Linked DNA regions of Homo sapiens: region 1 is linked to region 2. Evidence: chromatin loops called from intact Hi-C (ENCODE). Cell type or tissue: CD14-positive monocyte. All regions are shown on one strand. Links, peaks and the distances in the headings refer to the core of each region. The heading gives the core; the rest is flanking DNA.

The links. Hi-C counts contacts between places; a loop is a spot of excess contacts. Peaks named below come from ENCODE experiments on the same cell type or tissue, not always from the same donor. Only the 100,000 strongest peaks of a DNase experiment are listed, where the experiment ranks them.
Region 1: it touches region 2 in a loop (2.0-fold over the local background); 2 of 110 quality-filtered maps call a loop at or near these places.

What each region holds. Positions count from the first base shown.
Region 1 is chr9:129,291,307-129,299,306 of GRCh38, reverse strand. It overlaps LOC107987133 (a long non-coding RNA gene), which reads right to left and starts at 5,026. Exons shown (of 3, transcript XR_001746956.1): 1 at 4,986-5,026. In CD14-positive monocyte, for the core only: no CTCF peak of the experiment used is centred there; no DNase peak of the experiment used is centred there; H3K27me3 peaks cover 116 bases.
Region 2 is chr9:129,154,639-129,172,085 of GRCh38, reverse strand. No RefSeq gene overlaps it. Among named protein-coding and RNA genes, the nearest start is that of IER5L, 15 kb to the left of the region's middle. RefSeq lists an enhancer at 3,800-4,789. In CD14-positive monocyte, for the core only: no CTCF peak of the experiment used is centred there; DNase peaks (open chromatin) are centred at 1,705, 3,845, 4,875 and 7,705; H3K4me3 peaks cover 1,485 bases; H3K27ac peaks cover 1,662 bases.

The sequences.
Region 1 (8,000 bases), core at 1-8,000, 130 kb before region 2:
AAGACTCTAAAATAAATAAATAAAAACTTACGTGTGTATAGTGCAATACCTAAAGCAAACACTAAAAATATTATACAAAGAGATATACTAGAGCTAAATAAAAATGGAAATCTAAGAAATGTTTACGTAATCTACAGGAAGGCAGGGGAGAAAAGAGAAACTGAAAACAGAGGGAACAAACATAAAACAAAAAATAAAATGGCAGACTTAAGCCCTAACACATCAATAGTTACATTAAATGCAAATGGCCTCAATACACCAATTAAAATACAGATATTGGCAGAGTGGATTTTTTTAGTGGCCCAAATATAACTCTTTGTGAAAAATTCACTTCAAATATAACATTATAGGTTGATTTTAAGTAAAAGGATGAAATAAGATATGCCATGCAAAAATTAACCAAAAGAAAACAGAAGTGGCTATATTAATATTTGATAAAGTTGGCTTCAGAGCAAAGAAAATTACCAAAGAAGGATATCACATACTGATAGAAGGGGCAACACATTAAGAAGACATAGTACTTCTAATGTATATATATGTATCAAACAACAGAACTTCAAATTACATGAAGAAAAAACTGATGGAATGGAAAAAGCTGATGGATGAAAGGAGAAATAGACAAATCTATAATTATAGTTGAAGACAACACCCCTCTCTCAACAACTGATAGAACAACTAGACAGATAATCAGCAGAAATATAGATGAATTTAACACCACCAACCAAACTAATCTAGTCAGCATTTACAGAACACTATCCAACAACAGAATATACATTCTCTTCAAGTGCTCACAGAACATTTACTAAAATAGGCCATGTTCTGCACTAAAACAAATCTCAACACATTTAAAAGAATTGAAATCTCCCTGGGATGCAAGGCTGGTTCAACATACGCAAATCAATAAACGTAATCCATCACATAAACAGAAGCAAGGACAAAAACCACATGATTATCTCAACAGATGCAGAAAACGCCTTCATCAAAATTCTACAGCCCTTCATGCTAAAAACTCTCAATAAACTAGGTATCGATGGAACGTGTCTCAAAACAATAAGAGCTATTTATGACAAACCCACAGCCAATATCATACTGAATGGGCAAAAACTGGAAGCATTCCCTTTGAAAACCGGCACAAGACAAGGATGCCCTCTCTCACCACTCCTATTCAACATAGTATTGGAAGTTTTGGCCAAGGCAATCAGGCAAGAGAAAGAAATAAAGGGTACTCAAATGGGAAGAGAGGAAGTCAAATTGTCTCTGTTTGCAGATGACATGATTGTATATTTAGAAAACCCCGTTGTCTCAGCCCAAAATCGCCTTAAGCTGATAAGCAACTTCAGCAAAGTCTCAGCATACAAAATCAATGTGCAAAAATCACAAACATTCCTATACACCAATAACAGACAAACAGAGATCCAAATCATGAGTGAACTCCCATTCACGATTGCTACTAAGAGAATAAAACACCTAGGAATACAACTTACAAGGGATGTGTAGGACCTCTTCAAGGAGAACTACAAACCCCTGCTCAAGGAAATAAGAGAGGACAAAAACAAATGGAAAAACATTCCTTGTTCATGGATAGGAAGAATCAATATCGTGAAAATGGCCATACTGCCCAAAGTAATTTATAGATTCAATGCTATCCCCATCAAGCTACCACTGACTTTCTTCATGGAATTGGAAAAACTACTTTAAACTTCATATGGAACCAAAAAAGAACCCACATAGCCAAGACAATCCTGGGCAAGAAGAACAAAGCCGGAGGCATCACGCTACCTGACTTCAAATTATACTACAAGGCTACAGTAACCAAAACAGCATGGTACTGGTACCAAAACAGAGATATAGACCAATGAAACAGAACAGAGGCCTCAGAAATAACACCACACATCTACCACCATCTGATCTTTGACAAATCTGACACACACAAGCAATGGGGAAAAGATTCCCTATTTAATAAATGGTGTTGGGAAAACTGGCTAGCCATACGCAGAAAACTGAAACTGGACCCCTTCATTACACCTTATACAAAAATCAACTCAAGATGGATCAAAGACTTAAACGTAAGACCTAGGACCATGAAAATCCTAGAAGAAAACCTGGGCAATACCATTCAGAACATAGGCATGGGCAAAGACTTCATGTCTAAAACACCAAAAGCAATGGCAACAAAAGTCAAAATTGACAAATGGGATCTAATTAAACTAAAGAGCTTCTACACAGCAAAAGAAACTATCATCAGAGTGAATAGGCAACCTACAGAATGGGAGAAAAATTTTGCAATCTATCCATCTGACAAAGGGCTAATATCCAGAATCTACAAAGAACTTAAACAAATTTACAAGAAAAAAACAAACAACCCCATCAAAAAAATGAGCAAAGGATACCAACAGACATTTCTCAAAAGAAGACATTTATGCAGCCAACAGAAATAAGAAAAAATGCTCATCATCACTGCTAATTAGAGAAATGCAAATCAAAGCCACAATGAGATACCATCTCACACCAGTTAGAATGGCAACCATTAAAAAGTCAGGAAACAACAGGTGCTGGAGAGGTTGTGGAAAAATAGGAACACTTTTACACTGTTGGTGGGAGTGTAAATTAGTTCAGTCATTGTGGAAGACAGTGTGGCAATTCCTCAAGGATCCAGAACTAGAAATACCATTTGACCCAGCAATCCCATTACTGGGCATATACCCAAAGGATTACAAATCATTCTATGATAAAGACACATGCACACGTATGTTTATTGTGGCACTATTCACAGTAGCAAAGACTTGGAACCAACCCAAATGCCCATCAATGATAGACTGGATTAAGAAAACGTGGCACATATACACCATGGAATACTATGCAGCCATAAAAAAGGATGAGTTCATGTCCTTTGCAGGGACATGGATGAAGCTGGAAACCATCATTCTCAGCAAACTATCACAAGATCAGAAAACCAAATGCCGCATGTTCTCACTCACAAGTGGGAGCTGAACAATGAGAACACATGGACACAGGTAGGGGAACATCACACACCAGGGCCTGTGGGGGGTGGGGAGCTAGGGGAGGGATAACATTAGGAGAATAAACAATGTAGGTGATGGGTTGATGGGTGCAGCAAACCACCATGGCACGTGTATACCTATGTAACAAAATTGCATGTTCTGCACATGTAACCCAGAACTTACAGTATAATAAAAAAAAAAAAGGAAAAGAATTGAAATCATGCAGAGTGTATTCTCTGACCATAATAGAATTGAAGTAGAAGCCAAAGTAGATAATGGGAAAGTAACAGGATCATCTCTAAACTGTTGAAAACTAAAGAATATGCTTCTAAATAATTTATGAGTCAAAGAAGTCTCTAAGGAAATTGAAAAAAAAAAAACACATGGAACTGAATGAACACAAAAACACAACATATCAAATGTTATGGGATGAAGCCAAAGCAGCACTCAGAGGAAAATTTGTAGCACTACATGTTTATATTAGAAATAGAGAAAATCTAAGTCATTTCTCCAACCTCCCACCTTAAGAAAATGAAAAAAAGAGCAAAATAAAACCAAAATGAACAGAAGGAAATAAGTATAAGAGCAAAAATCAGTAAAATTTAAATAAGAAATAATAGAAAAAAATCAATGAAACAAAGGGCTGGTTCTTTAAAAAGATCAATAAAATTGAGAAGCCACTAGCAAGACTGACAAAGAAAAAAGAAGAGAAAGACACAAATTACCAATATCAGGAATTGAGCAGGGGACAGCTCTATAGACCCTAAAGACTTCAGGAAGATATAATAAGGGGATATTATGGAAACTCTACACATAAAATTGACAACTTAGATAAAATGGGCAATTCCTTAAAAAGCACAAACTATTACCACTTACCCACTGTGAAATAAATCACATGAATACTTTTAAAGAAATTGAATTTGTGAAAAAAGAAGGGGACACTTCCCAACTCATTTTATGAGAGCTATATTACCCTGGTATCAAAACCAAAAACAGCTCAAAAAAAGAGAAAACCACAAACCAATATACCCAATGAATATAGATGCCAAAATCCTTAAGAAAATATTGGCAAACAGAATTCAGCAATATATAAAAAGAATTTGGGTGGGGTACTGTGGCTCATGCCTATAAGCCCAGCACTTTGGGAGACTGAGAGGGTGGATCGCTTGAGCCCAGGAGTTTGAGACAAGCCTGAGCAACATGGCAAAATTCTGTCTCTACAAAAAAATACAACACTTAGCTGGGTGTGGTGGCATGTGCTTGTAGTCTGAGCAACTCAGGAGGCTGAGATGGGAGGATCAATTGAGCCCAGGAGGTTGAGGCTGCAATGACCCATGATCAAACCACTGCACTCCAGCCTGGGCAACAGAACAATATCCTGTCTTAAAAAAAAAAAGAATTCTACATTGTGACCAAGTGGGGTTTATTCTAGGGGTGTAGAATGGTTTGATATTTGAAAATCAATCAATATAATCCACCAGGTAACAGGTTAAAGAACAAAAATCGTATGCTCATATTAATTGATGCAGAGAAAACATCTAATGAAATTTAATAGCCATTCATGAAAACATTCTAAGAAAACTAGGAACCGAGGGGAGCTTCCTCCACTTGATAAAGAATATCTACCACCTGCCACAAAAAATTTGGTCATTAACATTATATTGAATGGTGAAAGGCCAAAAGCCTTCTTCCTAAGATTGGAAACAAGGTAAAGAGGTCCGCTCTCACAATCTAAGTTTAATGCTGGAAATCCTAGCCAGAGCAGTAAGGCAAGAAAAGGAAATAAAAGGCAAACAGGTCAGAAACGAAGAAGTAAGAAGTCCCATGGCCAGGTGCGGTGGCTCACACCTGTAATCCCAGCACTTTGAGAGGCTGAAGTGGGTGGATCACTTGAGATCAGGAGTTTGAGATCAGCCTGGCCAACATGGTGAAACCCTGTCTCTACTAAAAATACAAAAATTAGCTGAGCATGGTGGCACATACCTGTAATCCCAGCTACTCCGGAGGCTGAGACAGGAGAATCTCTTGAACCTGGGAGGCAGAGGTTGCAGTGAGCCGAGATCACGCCATTGCACGCCAGCCTGAGCAACAAGAATGAAACCCTGTCTTAAAAAAAAAATACACTTATCATATAACCCAGCAATCATGCTCCTGGGCATTTACCCCAAAGAAAGGAAAAGTTACATCCACATGTGTTAGAACCAAAAAACTGGAAGACAACCAAAATGCCCTTCAGTAGGTAAACGGTTAAACAAACTGCAGAATGTTACTCAGCAATAAAAAGGAACACACTTGGGAGGCCTAGGCAGGCAGATCACGAGGTCAGGAGATCGAGACCATCCTGGCTAACATGGTGAAACCCCATCTCTACTAAATATACAAAAAAAAAATTAGCCGGGCATGGTGGCACGCACCTGTAGACCCAGCTACTTGGAAGACTGAGGCAAGAGAATCAATTGAACCTGGGAGGTGGAGGTTGCAGTGAGCCAAGATCACACCACTGCACTCCAGCCTGGGCAACAAAGCGAGACTCCATCTCAAGGTAAAAAAAAAACAGGAGCACACACAGCAACTTGGATGGATCTCAATGGCATTACCCTGAGTAAAAAAGCTATTCTAGCTAGGTGTGGTAGCTCATGCCTGTAATCCCAACACTTTGGGAGGCTGAGGCAGGGGGATGGCTTGAGCCAAGAAATTTGAGACCAGCCTGGGCAACATAGTGAGACAACATCTCTAAAAAAAATTAAAAGTATTCAGAAGTATTTGGATTTAAGAAAAGAAAGAAAGAAAAAATATTAGCTGGGCATGGTGGTGCAAGCCTGTAGTCCCAGCTACTCAGGAGGCTGTGGCAGGAGGATTGCTTGAGCCAGAAAGTTGGAGGCTGCAGTGAGCTGTGATCATGCTGCTGCACTCCAGCCTGGGAGACAGAGCGAGACTCTGTCTCAAGAAAAAAAAAGAAAAAAGCCATTCTGAAAATATCACACATTGTGTGTTTTCATTTACATAACTTCATGGAAAAGACCAAATCATACGGAACAGATGAGTGCATGCTAGGCCACAGGTCGGGTGGGGGGCAGGGGGCAGGTGTGACTACAGAGGGGCAATTGGGGAGGTCTTGTGGCAATGGGGTAGCTCTGCATCTTGATTGCCACAGTAGCTACACAATTCTATACGGGTGAGAAAATAGCATGGCATTATACACACGTCGTACCAATGTCAATTTCCTGGTTTTGATATTATACTATTATGTAAGCTGTACCACTGGGGGGAGACTAGCTGAGGGTGCCCAGAGCTCCCTGTATTGTTTTTGGAACTTTCTCTAAATCTATAATTATTTCAAAATAAGATTTTTTTTCTTTGACACAGAGTCTCACTCCGTTGCCCAGGCTGGAGTGCAGTGTCGCAGGCTTGACTCACTGCAACCTCCGCCTCCCAGGTTCAAGCGATTCTCCTGTTTCAGCCTCCCAAGTAGCCAGGATTACAGGCATGCACCACCACGCCCGGCCAAGAATTTTCTTTAAAAGAAGAAGAGGCTGGACATGGTGGTTCATACCTTTAATCCCAGCACTTTGGGAGGCTGAGGCAGGAGGATCACTTAAGGTCGGGAGTTTGAGACCAGCCTGGGCAACATAGTGAGATGCCATCTCTTTAAAAAATTAAAATAAATATTATAAATAAAGAGGAAGAAAAAATACTTCAATCCAATAATTATATATCCAGCAAAAATATCCTTTAAGAATACATGTAAAGTAGGCCAAGTGCAGTGGCTCAAGCCTGTAATCCCAGCTCTTTGGGAGGCTGAGGCGGGCGGATCACCTGAGGTCAGGAGTTCGAGACCAGCCTGGCCCACATAATGAAACCCTGTCTCTAGTAAAAATACAAAAAATTACCAGGGAGTGGTGGCGGACACCTGTAATCCCAGCTACTCGGGAGGCTGAGGCAGGAGAATCGCTTGAACCTGAGAGGCAGAGGTTGCAGTGAGCCGAGATCACACCACTGGACTCCAGCCTGAGGGACAGAGCAAGACTCTGTCTCAAAAAAAAAAAAAAAAAAAAAAAAAAAAAAAAATCTTCAGGAAGAGCATTGGAAATGACAAATACCTGGGTAAAAAGAAAAGGTCATTTTTTTCTCTTAATTTCTGTAACATAGATAGGATTATCTAAAGCAGGAATTATATACACGACAACGGTGGTGTGAGGGACACATGGGAGCAGCCGATGGGTCTGTGCTGTTGCAGGCTCCCACATTTGATGCAAAGTGGTCCCATGTTAACTCTAAGTTAACTGTGGAAGCTTAGGGGTATGTCTTACAATCATTTAAGCAATCGTTAAATAATAATAATAATAATGCAAAGAGGGTAGGAAAGGAGATACAGAGATACCAAATGCGGACTTGCACTTTATTTATTTATTTATTTAAGACAGGGTCTCACTGTGTCACCCAGGCAGTGGGGCATTCCCAACTCTCCGCAACCTCCACCTCCTGGGTTCAAGCAATCCTCCCTCCTCAGCCTCCTGAGTAGCTGGGATTACAGGCGTGCACCACCACACCCGGCTAATTTTTGTATTTTTAGCAGAGATGGGGTTTCACCATGTTAACCAGTGTGGTCTCGAACTCCTGACCTCAAGTGATCCTCAGCCTCCCAAAGTGCTGGGATTACAGGCATGAGCCACCTCACTTACATACAGAAACACAGATAGACTGAGAGTGAACGGATGGAAAGAGACACACAAGCAAACTGCAAGCCCAGGGGGCCGGCATTTTGATTCAATAGGATACCAACGGAAGCTGTGTCCCAGATCTTCTCAAGACCAGCTCCCTGACTTCACTCACACCTCTGTTCCTGTGCCACCTCCCGGGGCAGGACTTCGGTGAAGCAGGGGTGAGGCAGGAGGGGCAGAGAGTAGGTGCTGGGGGCCCCCCTCCCACCAGGCTGGGTCTTCCTCACACCTTTCCACAGGCCCTGGAATCCAGGACTCGGTCTGACAAGTATGCAGT
Region 2 (17,447 bases), core at 403-8,402:
AGCTTCCCACTGTAGCCACAGGTGGCAGCTCCTGGCCTCCAATTCTCAAAGCTTTGCCACCCAAGAGGAACTGCCTTCTTCTCTTATTTTCGACTCAGAAAATCCCAGGGAAAACAAAAGCATTGGTCAGGGCGTGGTGGCTCACGCCTGTAATCCCGGCACTTTGGGAGACGGAGGCAGTGGATCACCTGAGGTCAGGAGTTTGAGACCAGACTGGCCAACACGGTGAAACCTCTTCTCTACTAAAATTACAAAAATTAGCCGGGTGTGATGGCATGCACCTGTAATCCCAGCTACTCGGGAGGCTGAGGCTGGAGAATCACTTGACCCCAGGAGACGGAGGTTGCAGTGAGCCAAGATTGTGCCGCTGCACTCTAGCCTGGGCCACAGAGCAACACTCCATTTCAAAAAAAAAAAAAAGAAAGAAAAGAAAATCCCAGGGAAAGGCTGTAATGTCCTAAGTGTACAGCCAGGACATGAGGGGTGGTTAGTAGCTAGCGCCCACTGGAAGCTCACAGAAGCTTCTCAGAAAAGGAGGGTGGTCGGTACCGGCTGGCAGACCCAAGATGTCCTTCAGAGAGAGGGGCTGCAAGCTGAGCTAAGGGAGGTGTCTCCCAGTGGAACTCGGAGCACAGGCATGGCTGCTTCAGAACCTGGGCGACAACGCGGTCAACGCAGCGCTGGAAGGGGAACACCCTCCCTGCTCCTGGCCAGGATGAAGAGGCTCCAGGGCCATCGGGTGCCTCCCAGTTTTGTCACTCAGGAATCATCAGGGGAGGGGAGGCCGAACAAGGGGGCTGGATTTTTCCAGCAGGCTCCGTGGCCAGGGCAGCAACAGGGACCACCCTCAGGGGACTTAGGGCAGGGATAGCTGCAGGGAGACAGAAGCAGAACCTGGCTGGGATCTCACATGTGGCTCCTCAAGGGACTCCCAGATACAACTGCAAAGGCTTCAGGGCAGGCCAAGATGCTAGCCAGCAGGATAGGGCTGGAGTGGCCGCAGGAAACATTAACATGGCCACCGGGATGTCCCCCGCTGGTAGGGCCTAGGGACATCTTGGGTACAGGTGGCCTTAGCTATTCATACGTTTAGAGGAAAAAAGACTGAATACAAGTTCAAAAATGCTGAAATGGTTATTACTAGGTGGGCAATTACAGGAGACCTTTATTTTATCATTCATACATGTCTATATTTTCCAAATTTTCTACAATAAGCATGTATCACCTTTGTATTTACAAGAAAAACGAACAGTACGCCAGAGAAAAATGTGACATGACAGGTGCTACAATCGATGTCCAGTGTTCTATGGAGCAGAGAGGAGGGAGCAGCTAGGTCCAGTCTGGCTGGGGGAAGGCTCAACCCCTGAGAAACACTCCTCTACCTGACAGCCTTGGTCAACGGGAATCCACACTCCTGTCCTCTGGTTTTTTTTTTAAGAGGTGTGAGACAAAACAACAAGCTCAGCTCCAGGACATGGTTGAGGAGCACTGCGGAGGGAGTCTCGTTCCTTCTCCTCTCTCATCTCTGACCGCTGTCTCAGCCCCACCCAGTCCCAGCCATCAATCGCCACTGACTTGCTCAGAGTCACAGGATTACGCGGCAAGGTGGGCAGGAAGAGGCAAACATACTCAGGAAATATTTTCAGAACTTGGGCTGAAACTAAAGAGGAAGAGGCAAAGCTCAGTGGACAGAGCACTGGACCAGGAGTACAGAGACCCAGACACAGGTTCTGGCTCAGCCACAGACTTAAATTGGGCCCTGGGATGAGTCACTTCCCTAAGGGGCCCATATTCCCTCATCTGTAAAGACAGAGTGAGAAGACAGAAGGTTCTAAGCCAGCTCTGATATTCCAAGAGTCAGAAAAGAAACCATTGCTTCCAGCTTTCTGATGATCTGAGGCTTTGTGTCCCATCCGAGTAAGAAAAACACAGGTAGAGGCTGGGCGCGGTGGCTCACACCTGTAATCCCAGCACTTTGGGAGGCCGAGGCAGGTGAATCACAAGGTCAGGGGTTTGAGACCAGCCTGGTCAACATGGTGAAACCCCGTCTCTACTAAAAATACAAAAAATTAGCTGAACGTAGTGGCAGGTGCCTGTAATCCCAGCCACTTGGGAGGCTGAGGCAGGATAATCGCTTGAACCCGGGAGATGGAGGTTGCAGTGAGCCAAGATCTTGCCACTGCATTCCAGCCTGGGTGACAGAGTGAGACTCCGTCTCAGAAAAAAAAAAAAGAAAAGAAAAACACAGGTAGAAGGACCATGGTGATATCCAAAAGAAAAAATGCACATATATATATATATATATATATATTTTTTTTTTTTTTTTTTTTTTTTTGAGACAGAGTTTAGTTCTTGTCACCCAGGCTGGAGTGCAGTGGTGCAATCTCGGCTCACTGCAACCTCCACCTCCCAGGTTTAAGCAATTCTCCTGCCTCAGCCTCCCGAGTAGCTGCGATTACAGGCGTGTGCCACCACGCCTTGTTAATTTTTTTATATTAGTAGAGACGGGGTTTTCACCATGTTGGCTAGGCTGGTCTCAAACTCCTGACCTCACTAGCCTCGGCCTCCCAAAGTGCTGGGATTACAGGCGTGAGCCACTGTGCCACCTATATTTACAGATTGTGTAACTGAACTAGATATAAAGTGGATATCAGTAAATATATTTACTCCAATAAAAAAGAAAAACACAGGTACCAATATCAAATTCCATGTCTACCTGTGAGTGTGGTTATCTGCCTGTTTCATTCATTCAGTAAATGCATTCAGGCAAGGCCCGGTGGCTTACACCTGTAATCCCAGCACTTTGGGAAGCCGAGGCAGGAGGCTAGCTTGAGCCCAGGAGTTCGAGACCAGTCTGGGCAACATGGTGAGACCCTGCATCTACAAAAAATAAATTAGCCAGGCATGGTGGTGCCCGCCTGTAGTCCCAGCTACTTGGGAGGCTGAGGCAAAAGGATGGCTTGAGCCCAGGAGGTCGAGGCTGCAGTGAGCCATGATTGCACCACTGCGCTCCAGCCTTAGTGACAGTGAGACCTTGTCTCAAAAAATAAATATACACACATTCACCCATTCAAATATTTATTGAGTACCTATATATGCCAGGCACTGTGCTAGGCACCAAGGATGCAGCCATGAACAAGACAAACGAAGGGCCCTCCCCTCATAGAGCTTACATTCTAGTGGTGGGGGGAGGTGTGCAGACAATACACAAGGCAACAAACAAGTAGATAAGTGTTTCAGGAAAATAAACACAGTGCTAGAAAAATTGGTAAGGGCCCGTGGCTCATGCCTGTAATCCCAGCACTTTGGGAGGCCGAGGTGAGCTGATCAGTTGAGGCCAGGAGTTTAAGACCGGCCTGGCCAACATGGTGAAACCCCGTCTCTACCAAACATACAAAAATTAGCCTAGCGTGGAGGCGCGTGCCTGTAATCCCAGCTACTCGGAAAGTGAGACAGGAGAATCACTTGCACCTAGGAAGCAGCTGCTGGAGTGAGCCAAGATCACAGCACCATTGCACCCCAGCCTGGATGACAGAACGAGACTCAAAAAAAAAAAGTCTCAAAAAAAAAGAAAGGACTGGTTGGAGGGGGAGGGGGTGGGGGTGGCACCAGTTTAGATATTTTGATCAGAGAAGGTGATATTTCAACTGACACCTGAACAGATCAGCTCTATTAGTATACGACAGGCTATGCTGCAGTAACAAATTAATCCCTGCATCTCAAAGATTTAACACAAGGATTTCTTTCTCTTTTAAGATCTCCAGCAGGTAGAAAGGATTTGTTTCTTGACCATGCAAAGTCTGAGTCAGACTGCCAGGTCTCCTAGGCTGCTGCCCTCCATACGGTGACTCAGCAATTCAGCCTGCGTCTATCTCAACACAAGGCTTCCAGAATCTCCACCGTGGCACAGAATGAGAGCTGGGGAGTCCTGCAAGGGCTCTTCATGGCCTCAGCCTGGAAGTGATTCTCCTCACTCACACTCAGAGCACATTGGCCAGAATGAGTCCCAGGCCCTCATCTAACTGCAAGGGGGCTGGGAAAAGCAGTTTTCTTGGGTAACTGGGAAGGAAAGGCGAGTACACATGGATGAGCGCTAGAAGTCTCTACCATAGCAGCTGGACAAACAACGGTGGAGGAGCATTCCAGGCAGAAGGAACGGAAAAGGTGAAGACTAAACACATGAGGCCAGGCGCGGTGGCCCACGCCTTAATCCCAGCACTTTGGGAGGCCAAGGCGAGCAGATCACCTGAAGTCAGGGTGAGACCAGCCTGGCCAGCATGGCGAAACCCTGTCTCTACTAAAAATACAAAAATTGGCTGGGCATGCTGGTGTGTGCACCTGTAATCCCAGCCACTTGGGGGACTGACAGAGGAGAATCGCTTGAACCCGGGAGGCGGAGGTTGCAGTGAGCCAAGATCACACCATTGCACTCTAGCCAGGGCAAGAAGAACGAAACTCCGGCAAAAAAAAAAAAAAAAAAAAAAGAAGAAGAAAAGAAAGGAGAGAGAGAGAAAAAAAAGAAAATGAATAAATTTAGCATGTTCATAGAACTGGCTGAGAGAGAGGGCAAGTGGGAGAGGCAGGAGATGGGGCCAGAAAGAAAAGCAGGAGGTGCTCAGATTGTATTCTAATCACAGTGGATGAGAGTTCCATCCGGGGCATCAGTCAGAGCTGGATTCCAATCCCAGCTTTGCCCCTGTAGGATCGAGGGAGCAGCCTGACTTTTCTGAGACTCAGTCTCCTCAAAGGAAGCTGGGACCAGTTACAACCTGTGAAGGTCTTCCTGCTCCGTGCCCAATGCACAACACGCAGAACTAGTGGCAACTATGAACGTTATAGGAACTTCCTTCCTCTCCCGGGTCAGGGACGGGAGGGGAGGGTGCCTGAGGGAGGGAGGGGGCGGGGAGTACGCCAGTATAAACACACCCTGAGTCAGCCGCCCCAACCAGTTTTCCTAGTTGTGCGGGGCCAGCTGGGGCTCCAGACCAATCCAGGATCTGCCCCTCTTCCCCCAGAGACTATGCCCCACAAACACACCCATCCAAGGGACCCTCAGCAAAGACGGAACATGGGAGAGCATCCCAAGCTATGTGAGGGTTCCTTGTGGAGCACTCCTCATTGTAAGTTGTTAAATATCAGATGAGTGACTGTGAGACTGTGGACCACCAGGCACAAGGCCAAGCACCGGAGGGATTCCCAGGGCCATCTCTACCCAGGACCACCCCTACCCAGGGTGCCCGTCCAAAGCCCAGGCTGGCAGTTCCAAGCTCAGCCTCCAAAGCCACATAGAGCTCAAGACAAACCATGCTCTGCTGCTTTTTTTTTTCTTTTTTTTTTTTTTGAGACACAGTTTTGCTCTTGTTGCCCAGGATCTCAGCTCACCGAAACCTCCGCCTCCCAGGTTCAAGCAATTCTACTGCCTGAGCCTCCTGAGTCCCGAGTAGCTGGGATTACAGGCATGCGCCACCACACCCGGCTAATTTTGTATTTTTAGTAGAGACGGGGTTTCTGCATGTTGGTCAGGCTGGTCTCAAACTCCCGACCTCAGGTGATCCACCCGCCTCGGCGTCCCAAACTGCTGGGATTACAGGGGTAAGCCACCACGCCTGGCCAGCTCTGCTGCTTTCTAGGTGACAATAAGCTCTTTCCTTCACCTCCCTGAGCCTCCAGTCCCTTGTCTGCAAAATGAAGACATGCATGGGGGCACCTGCCTGTGCAGTAAGGCTGCTACAGCTCAGAGTCTGACATACAGTGAGTGCCCAGTAAATGAGAGCTGCAATATTGGCACTGGTCAGCTCTGCCCAGATAACTTTTCATTGCAAAATGCATGACAGTTTTCCTACTGACTCTCCTGTTGAACAAAATTATGACTTAACAGGCCAGGCGTAGTGGCTCACACCTGTAATCCCAGCACTTTGGGAGGCCGAGGCTGGAGGATCCCTTGAGTCCAGAAGTCTAAGACCAGCTTGCGCAACATAGTGAAACTCCGTCTCAACAAAAAATACAAAAATTACACTTTGGGAGGCCGAGGCGGGCGGATCACAAGGTCAGGGGTTTGAGACCAGACTGGCCAATATAGCGAAACCCCGTGTCTACTAAAAATACAAAAAATGAGATGGGCATGGTGGCAGGCACCCGTAATCCCAGCTACTTGGGAGGCTGATGCAGGAGAATCGCTTGAACATGGGAGGCAGAGGTTGCAGTGAGCTGAGATCATGCCACTGCACTCCAACCCAGGCGACAGTGCAAGACTCCATCTCAAAAAAAAAAAAAATTAGCCAGGCATGTTGGTGCACACCTATAGTCCCAGCTACTAGGGAGGTTGAGGTTGGAGGATCACTTGAGCCTGGTAGATCTAGGCTACAGTGAGCTGTGATTGTGCCTCTGCACTCCAGCCTGGGAGACAGAGCAAAACCCTGTCTCAAAAGAAAAAAAAGTAACATGCATCTTTTCCAGCGGGACCCAATCAAGATCTTTTTACTCTGGAGTTGGGGGAAGAGACAGGAGGAAGTGCCTTAGAAACTTTGTTGGATTTTTTTGTCTTTCCATAGATTAGGACTCATATTTTTTAAAAGATTAGTCCCCAGGAAGGTGTCTGATTATCTTCAGGACCTGGCTGTGCCTGACAGTCAACATTCACTCAGGATAGATGCTTGATGATTGAATGAATGAATGAAGTGATGGATGAATGAATGAATGAATGAATGGACTCCATTCTAGGGAGTGGCTTAAAGAGGAAACAGTAAGATATTGCTCTGCCTATCCTCCTCCAATCAGACCCTTCCCCACTACCTCTGGGCCTCTGACTCCTCCCCCTTCTGCCCCCCAAATCCAGTTATTTCCTGATGTTTCTTTTTCTTTTTTTGGAGACAGAGTCTCACTCTATTGCCCAGGCTGGAGTGCAATGGCACAATCTTGGCTCACCACAACATCCGCCTCCCAGATTCAAGTGATTCTCCTGCCTCAGCCTCCCAAGTAGCTGGGATTACAGGCTTGCGCCACCACACCCAGCTCATTTTTGTATTTTTAGTAGAGACAGGGTTTCGCCATGTTGGCCAGGCTGGTCTTGAACTCCTGACCTCAGGCAATCCGCCCATCTTGGCCTCCCAAAGTGCTGGGATTACAGGTGTGAGCCACCGTGCCCGGCCTTCCTGATGTTTCTTAAACATTCCATGCATCCTTCCTGCTGTCCTCCCAGCTCCCTGGCACCCTCCAGGCCACTACACACACACACACACATACACACACACACACACACACCACAGAGTGGAAATCCAGTACACACACACACACACACACACACACACCCCCAGTGTGGAAGTCCAGTGTCTCCTTTAACACCCACATCAAACAGCCTGGGGAGAACTGGGAAGACTGGGGAATAAAGCTTCCCTTTGTTCATAAAAAGAAATCCAGGCCTAAGACAGATAAAGGACGTGGCCCCAGAACAGGACAGATCCATGTGGGGAGGGGCAGTGAGACCTCTAGGCAACCTGCAGACATTCCAAGTTGATGGACAGCTCCAAGATTCTTTAAGCCAAGAAAGGGATTCGGGTGTCGAGATTCCTGGGCCTTGGATCCTCTCCTCTCAGGGTCCCATATTGTTCAGGCCTCAGAAACTCAGCTAAAGCTGGCTGAAGCAAAGAGCGGATTTATTTCCTGGCACAGAAACAGGGAAGTCCATGGGTGTTTCGGCTCAGGCGTAGCTGGATCCAGAGGCTCACATGATGTCATCAGGGCTTATTCGTTACCTCTCCTTGGCCTCTTCTTAGGTTTTCTCTGCGGCCAGAACAAGAAGGCCACTGGCCAGGGATCGTGCAGTCACACAGGGCCCCATGTTCAAATGAGCCCATGCTTGGAGTCTAATGCTCTGCTGTCTTGAAATTCAACATCATTTTATCGTTGAGTTTGTGTTGAGTGAAGTCTGAGACAGTGGAGCGTGTTTGAAGCTTCGACTCAGGTGCAGTCCTGTCTCCTGCCACCTCCCCACCTCCCTGAGACAGGTTCTTGGTCCCCCTGCTACCCTGCCCCCTGGCACTCTGGTGCCCTGGCTCTGCCTGGCCTCTCCCTCCCATCCTCGGCAGGGACCTGGGCACAGGCGTAGAGAGGGTTGAGTTCAGGCATCCGTGAGCAGCACCTTGCAGGGCACGGTGACAGCCGCCACTGCTGTGCATTAGCAGCACCACAGCCTGACTGGCAGCCAACCAGAGACCGTGTCTAGACGTGGGGTGAACCTTTCACCTACCCCGATCTGGGTACTGAGGTCCTTAGAGACCACTCCTCTGCTGTAGGTTGAGGTGGGGGCCTGTGGGAAGGGGAGGTACCAGGACTCAGGACATCAGCCCAGTGGTTGGTTGGAAGGTTAATCCAGCAGCTGCCAGGCCCCATCTAGAGAGAGCACGCAGGGAGGCATAGCAGGGGTGGAGGGGGCTGGGAGGGTGTGCACCCTTGTGGCAATCTCCCATACGGAGAAGCACTATCTTAACCACCTTAACCAGGGGGTCTTCTCCTCCCCCTATAACCTTCCTGAGCCTGGCTTGTGTTTGTCTTTTCTGGCCAGTTCAAGGCACACTCAGGGACAAGCCACAGAATATGAATTGTGCAATTTCAGCGATTCTGCACATGAATTAAATGCTCTGGTATTTATATTTATAACTGGTATTACACAGCCAGGCAGAGTGGCTCATGCCTGTAATCCCAGCACTTTGGGAGGTGGGCAGATCACTTGAGGTCAGAAGTTCAATACCAGCCTGGCCAACGTGGTGAAACCCTGTCTCTACTCAAAATACAAAAATTAGCCAGGTGTGGTGGCACACACTTGTAATCCCAGCTACTCAGGAGGCTGAGGCACGAGAATTGCTTGAACTTGGGAGGCAGAGGTTGCAGCGAGCCGAGATTGGCCACTGCACCCCAGCCTGAGTGACAGGGAGAGAGGCTCCATCTTAAAATAAATAAATAAATAAATATAAATAAAACTGGTATTACGCAATATAAAGATGAATGGTAAAATTCATGCTAATTATTTACAATAATTACACCTTTCTAAGTACACCTTTCTGTACTTAGAATGACATTGAATAGAAAATTTAAAATGCCATGACAAGTTGAGAGATGGTGGAAGGAAGCGTTCTATGGACCCTTCGTGGCACTTTTTCCTGCTTTTTGAGCAAGGGGCCCTGCATTTTCATGTTGTATCGCACCCCACAGATCCTGTACCTGGCCTTGCCACTGGCATCCCCAGGATGGCATCTTCCCAGCTTAGCAGCCCTGGCACAGGGCATCTTCCCACCTGATCTAACAGAGGGCATTGGGGATGATCCTCATTGGCACAGCCAGGTCACAAGCTCATCCCAGAACCAATCACAGTGCACAGGAAAGCAGGGCCCCTGTGATTGGCCAGGTCTGGGCATGTGTCCACCCCTGAGTAGGGGGCTGACCGGCCCCACCTCAACCCTTTCTCGTGGCTTCTCCATTGGGAAGAAGGTTCTGTTGCCAGAGGAGAGGGCGCTGCACAGCCACAGGCCGCCACTGTGCGTCTTGTACACACACCTCTCGTGCTTGGTGTGAAAAAATAAAAAATGTAGATACCAGCTGGAGGAGAGACGCAATGTAGTTCCTCTCTTCCGGCTCATAGTTCCCAGTCTCCCTTCCTCTAAATGCCGGCGAGTCCCAGGGCTCAGGCCTTGGCCCCTTCTCCCTTCCTGCCACCTTCTCCTGGTCCCTTCAACCCACTGACAATTCTCTCCAGCCAGGACCTCCGTGCCGAATGCAAGTCAAGGGTCCCACCATGTTTGGCCTCTACTCTTGGGATACTGACATCTAAGAACTCGTCTGTCTGGGCCTTTCAAACCCCGGAGAGACACCTACAACCTCTGCTTCTCCCCGCCATTGCCCCGTCCCACCATCCAGCAAGTTGTTCAGGCCAAAAACCAGGGCATCGTGACTCCTTTTTTGTTCACAAAGCCAAATCCAGTCCATCAGCAAATCCTCCTTCAGAAGAGATTCACAATCAGGCCAGACACGGCGGCTCACGCCTGTAATTCCAGCACTTCGGGAGGCCAAGACAGGAGGATCACCTGAGGTCAGGAGTTCATGACCAGCCTGGCCAACATGGTGAAACCCCCATCACTACTAATAAATACAAAAATTAGCCAGGCGTGGTTGCGCATGTCTGTAATCTCAGCTCCTCGGGAGGCTGAGGCAGGAGAATCACTTGAATCCAGGAGGCAGAGGCTGCAGTGAGCCGAGATCGCGCCATTGCACTCCAGCCTGGTGACAGACACTCCGTCTCAAAAAAAAAAAAAAAAAAAGAAGAGCTTCACAATCTACCTTAGTACCATTGCTGTTGCTCTCCCAGCCCAGCCACACCACCTCCCTCCTGGACTAGTGCACTAACCTCCCTGCAGATCTCCCTGGTCTTCCTGTGTTCGCGCTTGCCCTCCTACTGGCCGTTCTCCTCCTCTCCACTCCCGTACATGCGAACATGTTGAAGTCGAATCATAGCTCTCCCCATCTCAAACCTTCCCAGTAGTGTAAATGTTTAAAACCAGCTGGTGGGTGGAGCTCACTTGAAGAATTTGCCAATTCCTGTGGTGTAAACACTCCCATTTTGGCCAATTCCTAGCTACCATGTGACATCGCTGAACATGGAGAGGGAGAGGAATGTGCACAGTCAGCTCTCGCAAGCCAGTGTGAGCACACCACTGCCCCCACTCCACTCAGAACAAAACACAGGCCGGGCGCAGCGGCTCATGCCTGTCATCCCAGCACTTTGGGAGGCAAAGGCGGGAGGATCACTTGATCCCAGGAGTTTGAGACCAGCCTGGGCAACATAAGGAGACCCTGTCTCTACCAAAAATAAAAGCCTAGCTGGGTGTGGTGGCGCATGCCTGTAGTCCCAGCTGCTCAGGAGGCTGAGGTGGGAGGATCACTTGGACCTGGGAGGTCAAGGTTGCAGTAAGCCATGATTGCACCACTGCACTCCAGCCTGGGCGACAGAGTGAGACCCTGTCTCAAAAAAAAAAAAAAGAGAGAGAGAGAGAGAAGGAGGGAGGGCAAGTGGGAAGGTAGAAAAGGAAGGAAGGAAAGGAAAGAAGAGAAGGGGAGAGAAGGGGAGGGGAGAGGGAGGGGGAAGAAAGGAAGGAAGCGAGGGAGGGAGAAAAGGAGGGAGAAAGGGAGAGAAAACAGGAAGGGCAAGCAAGGCAAACAGAGTCCTTACTATGGCCTCTGCAAGGCCCTGCTGAGCCAGCCCGCTGCCTCTCCACTCATCCCCACCCCTCCCCATCACTCAATGCCCTGTAGCCTCCTCCTTGCTGTTCCCCAAGTGTCAAAGCTGTTCCCACCTCAGGGCCTTGGTACTTGCTGTTCCCTCTGCCGGGAATGCTCTCTCAGCTCCTTTCAGGGTAATCTCTGTCACGAACTGAGGTCTCTGTTCAAGTGCCACCCTCACTACCCCCTTCAAAATAATATTTCTCTATCACAATTACCCTTGTTTCATAGACTTTATCGCTGCCCAGTATTTTGCTGTATATTTATTTGTCTATCGTCCTCACTAGACGCAAATTTTACAAGGGCAGGAAATTCACCAGTTCACCCCTCTGTCCCCAGCACCTGGAGGGAATGGCGCATGGAAGGAACCCACTTCTGGTCGGGCACAGTGGCTCACTGTGCTTGTAATCCCAGCACTTTGAGAGGCCAAGGCAGGCAGATCATCTGAGGTCAGGAGTTCGAGACCAGCCTGGCCAACATGGTGAAACCTTGTCTCTACTAAAAATATAAAAATTAACTGGGCATGGTGGTGCGTGCCTGTAATCCCAGCTACTTGGGAGGCTAGGGTGGGAGGATCGCTTGAACCCAGAAGGTGGAGGCTTCAGTGAGCCAAGACTGCACCACTGCACTCCAGCCTGGGTGACAGAGCCAGACTCCGTCTCAAAAAAAAAAACAACAAAACACTTCTGTGGGTCAGGCAGGCACTGAGAACATAGCTGTGAATGAGCCCTGGCTCTGTCACTGAAGCAGAGGTTCCAGAGGAAGGCAAGGAGGCCAGCAAAGGGGGCTCGACTGCTCCTTGGGTGCCAAGACAAGCACTGGGACCTTTATCCTGCCAAGGCAGGTGGTATCACTAGTTTTTTTGTTGTTGTTGTTCTTGTTGTTTTGTTTGTTTGAGACAGAGTCTCCCTCTGTTGCCCAGGCTGGAGTGCAGTGGCATGATCTCGGCTCACTGCAACCTCCGCCTCCTGGGTTCAAGTGATTCTCTCACCTCAGCCTCCCAAGTAGCTGGAATTACACGTGCCCACTAACACACCCAGCTAATTTTTTGTATTTTTAGTAGAGACAAGGTTTCACCATGTTGGCCAGGCTGGTCTCGAACTATTGACCTCAGGTGATCGGACCCCCTTGTCCTTCCAAAGTGCTGGCATTACAGGTGTAAGCCACCACACCCGGCTGGCATCACTAGTTTATCAAAAGCAGCGTGACTCCCACTTAGCCTCTCCCTTGCTGCTCTGCCTCTCCAACCTTGGGAATGTCCCACGGACTTCACCTGCCTGAGGCCAAGTCCATGCAGTCTGCCCGTTTCCATCAAGGGTGCTGCCCAAACTTGGGAGTGAGCTGCAGAAGCACAAACCCTCAGAGTTTGGGACACTGGGAAGCTGTCCTGCCCGCAGGGCCCTCCACGGGACCCCCAGAGCTCCTGCATTGGAGTAAGGGGAGAGCAACTTTGCAGCCAAGGCCCTGGTCAGCACCTGTTGTTCAGCTTCTTCTAGGATAACACCAGGGACAGAGGACTTACTTTTTTATTCATTCATTCATTCATTCATTCATGGTTCAGCAGGTAGTAACTGGGCATCCACGTAGTCTGGGCCAGCCCCTACTCCTGGTGCTGGGGGCCCAGTGTTGGCCACAGTAAGCCTGTGCCCTCCCTCACTGGGCTTACCATCCACTGAGAGGGAGATGATCACCAAGTGAACAAGTTCATAGATAATAAAACTTGAGATGAAACTGGGCTCATGAAGGCAACTGGAACAGAGGGCGGATGGAGGCTCAAGTTAGGAGCAACTCAGAGAAAGCTGGAGTGTGGCCGGGCACAATGGCTCATGCCTGTAATCCCAGCACTTTGGGAGGCCGAGGCAGGTGGATCACGAGGTCAGGAGATCAAGACCATCCTGGCTAACACAGTGAAACCTCGTTTCTACTAAAAATACAAAAAATTAACCGGGCGTGGTGGTGGGTGCCTGTAGTCCCTGCTACTCGGGAGGCTGAGGCAGGAGAATGGTGTGAACCTGGAAGGCGGAGCTTGTAGTGAGCCGAGATCGCGCCACTGCACTCCAGCCTGGGGGACAGAGCGAGACTCCATCTCAAAAAAAAAAAAGAAAAAAAAGAAAGCTGGGACGCCTCTCTCGGGAGGTGGCATCTGAACTGGGCCCTGAACAACCAGAGGGTGCCTCTGCTCAGCCTGGGCTCAAGCAGTGCAAGCCAAGGAAACAGCAAGTGCCAAGGCCCTGGGGCAGCAACAAGTTTGACATTTTGGAGGACCAGGCAGGGCATGGTGGCTCACACCTGTAATCCCAGCACTTTGAGAGGCCAAGGCGGGCAGATCACAAGGTCAGGAGATCGAGACCATCCTGGCTAACACGGTGAAACCCCGTCTCTACTAAAAATACAAAAAAATTAGCCGGGTGTGGTGGCGGACGCCTGTAGTCCCAGCTACTCGGGAGGCTGAGGCAGGAGAATGGTGTGAACCCGGGAGGCGAAGCTTGCAGTGAGCCGAGATCGCGCCACTGCACTCCAGCCTGGGTGACAGAGCGAGACTCTGTCTCAAAAACAAACAAAAAAAAGACATTCTGGAGGACCAGAGAGAGGGCAACATGACTGAAGTACGGGAGTGGGCGAGTGGGGCGGGGGCACAGTGGCTCATCACCTCGTGGGGCCTTCTGTGCACAGTCAGGAGCCACCCTTCAAGTAGGGATCTGATGGGAGTGACCTTCAAGCACCTCAGGGTAGAATCACCTTTAAGCACCTCAGGGTAGAGCCCAGGGACAGTGGCAGAGTGGAGTCAGGAGAGCAGAGAGGAGATGCTGCTGGCCAGCGCTCCTGGGAGAGCTGACCGTGCTCCCTGGCTGCGGGCAGATTTGGGTTACAATTTGGAGGGAGACCCAATAGGACCTGCTCATGGGTTGGATTTGAGAGGTAGAGGAAAAGAAAGGAATTCAGGATAACACCTGCACCAGGTATGGTAGCTCATACCTGTAATAATCCCAGCACTTTGAGAGGCCGAGGCACGAGGATCACTTGTGCTCAGGAGTTTGAGACCAGCCTGGGCAACATAGGGAAACCCTGTCTCTACAGAAAAAAAGTTTCTTAAATTTAGCTGGGCATAATGGTGCACACCTGTAGTCCCAGGTGTGGACCCAGGAGAGTAAACTCTCAAGCAATAGAGGGTAAACGAGGCCAAGGCTGCAGTGAGCTATGATTGTGCCACTGCACCAGCCTGGACGACAGAGCAAGACTCTGTCTCAAAAAATAAAAATAAAAAAGATAACACCTGGGCCAGGCACGGTGACTCACTCCTATAATCTCAGGACTTTGGGATGCTGAGGCAGGTGGATCACTTGAGGCCAGGAGTTGGAGACCAGCCTGGCCAACATGGTGAAACCCGGTCTCTACTAAAAATACAAAATTAGCCAGGCGTGGTGGTGCAGGCCTATAATCCTAGCTACTAGGGAGGCTGAGCCAGGAGAATCACTTGAACCTGGGAGGCAAAGTTTGCAGTGAGCTGAAATCGAGCCACTGCACTCCAGCCTGGGTGACAGAGCAAGATCCTGTCTCAAAAAATAAAAAGGATGACGCCTGGATTTGGGGCCTGATGGCTGTCCGCAGAGACAGACTGCCTTGGGGAGAACAAGGAGCCACGTGGCCATAGCCAATCTTTCCCTTGCCCAGCTCCGGGTACCCCACCATGCTGGCCTTTGTAGGACCTGGTGTCAGACAAACCTGGGCACCACCCTGAACCCACTTGGACAAGCTGGAGGCCCTGGGACGCCACTAAGATCTGAGCCCCACCACCAAAAGCCCTTGACTGGGAATGTGATGCCACCTTCTCGGCTCACTGTGGGGACTCCACGAGGTGACACATAAAGCACAATCTGCACACACCAAGAGGCACGCTACCAGCCAGAGAGTCATTGCTGTCATGCGTCTTCGTCATCTTTGTGCAAATCGGCCCTGCCTCCAAAAAGAAACTGGGCCCTTGGAAGAGGTGCCTCTCAGAGAAGCCCAGGGTCTGGGGCCAGTCCTGGAGAGATGGGTGCAGGAGCAGGAGGAAGAGGAGGAGGAGGGGGAGGGGGTAGAGTGAAGTGGAGTGGAGGAGGGCTCTCAGGCCACCACAGTGGGGACAGGCAGCACACGGCAGCCCATGCCACCCGAGCCCTCAGGTCAGGCCCCGTGGAGAGGCTGCAGGAGCACGAGCTTTGGCGGGAAAGAGACCCCAGACCCTTCTGTGAAATGAGGACATCAGCGCCCATTGTGAGGATGAGGCAAGAGAAGCTTCGAAGCACTTAGCTCAGGGCCAGACACATAGGCCGCATGCAGGAGCCACAAGCTCCAGGCTCGCTGCGGGAACCCCCAGACATCAGGGGGCAGACAGCTGCTGGGGCCTGGAGCAGCAGTGGCAACTGAGACATGGGGACCAGGAATTTGCATGGAGTAGGGCAGGAGCCACTCCTGAAGGAATGGCCAGGCCACCACAGTCCGGGCAGAAGCCAGGCCTGGGGCCAGTAGCCAGCAAGGGAACGACCGCCCCAGCTCCAGACACCCAGCACACCTCCCAGCCTTGCTGCCGGAGCCCTCATCCTGCCTTCAAGGAAGGCTCTCCACCCTGTCCACGACATTCCCACAGCTCCCCACATGCCCCGTGTCCTCCTTAAACCTCCATGAGGGACGGAACCGCATCTGCCTCCTCCATGGTCCTTGGGGTCTCCTTGGAGCCTGGCAGAGCAAGTGCTCAGTAAACGTTCGTGGGACAGATTCACAGCCATTATTGGGCTCAGTGGGTAGAAATGTCCACACTGAGCTGGGCACAGTGGCTCATGCCTGTAATCCCAGCACTTTGGGAGGCCAAGGTGGGTGGATCACCTGAGGTTAGGAGTTCGAGACCAGCCTGGCCAACATGGTGAAACCCCGTCTCTACTAAAAATACAAAATTAGCCGGGTGTGGTGGTGCACACCAGTAATCTTGGCTACTTGGGAGGCTAAAGCAGGAGAATCGCTTGAATCCAGGAGTTGGGGGTTGCAGTGAGCAGAGATGGCACCACTGCACTCCAGCCTGGATGACACAGCAAGACTCTTGTCTCAAAGAAAAAAAAAAGAAAGAAAGAAAGAAAGAAATGTCCACGCTGGAGCCTGATGGCCCAGGTTTGAAACCCACTTACCACCAAGGAATTCCCCCATGGCTCGGTTGCCACATGCCCACCTCGCAGGGTGGCCTGCGGAGATTCAATGAGACGGTGCCAGCAAAGCCCTGGGCTGTGTCCGTTCGGTGTCTGGTACATCCACCCTGTAAGGCCATGTTTACTTACCTTGTTTATACGTAAGGAAACTGAGGCTCAGAGGGGTTCAGTCATGGCTCAAGGTCACACAGAGGGAAATGCAAGAGCCACTCCAGAGCCCACGCACACCTTGGCCACCACGCTCCCCACCCCTTGCAGAGGGCAGGAGCTGGCTCTAGAGGGTGTGCGCAGTCCGTCAGCCCAGCAAGGGCCAGGCCCAATCTCACCAAGCAGAGGTGGGGAGCAGGAGCAGGCTGTTCCGTCCGCAGCCCGCCCACCTGCCTGTCCTGCCCGGGGCTGGGTCCAGTTACCTGGAGATGAGGTGCTGCACTCGGCCTGCCTTTGCAGTGTCCCTTTTGAAAAGCCCCAACTTTGTCTCATGTAAATAACAAGGGTCAAGAAATCTGTCCAGGCTCAGACTGGGAGATCTCACTACAGGCCAGCAAAGGCCCGGCCTCGGGGCCAGAACTGGGGATACAGCCAGCTGCCCTGCCAGGAGAGGAAGCCTCCCAGAGCCCCAGCCACTGTGGAGTACGTCTCATCGCCGCAGCTCTGAGCCCCATCCTCACAGGTCCGTCTACTCCTGGGTGTTGTCCCAGGTATCCCTTGATGTCACCTGCTCAGGGGAGGATGGTGGATGAAGCTGGACCCATCAGGGGCTTCGCCTCTTCACTGGGATTCAGGAAAATACTCCCAGCAGCATCACAAGCACTGAGAGAAATTGAACCGTTCGTCCCTTGGTTCTTAACCACCAAACCCCCCATCCAGGGCCCAGGCAGGAGAAAGAGCACCTCAACTTTGGGACTGAATTCTGGATCCAACTCACATGTGCTGGGGTCCTGAGAACAGAAGCTGGGTCCCAGAGGTCACCAGGAAGGCTGCAGATGCCCGCCAGGGAACTGC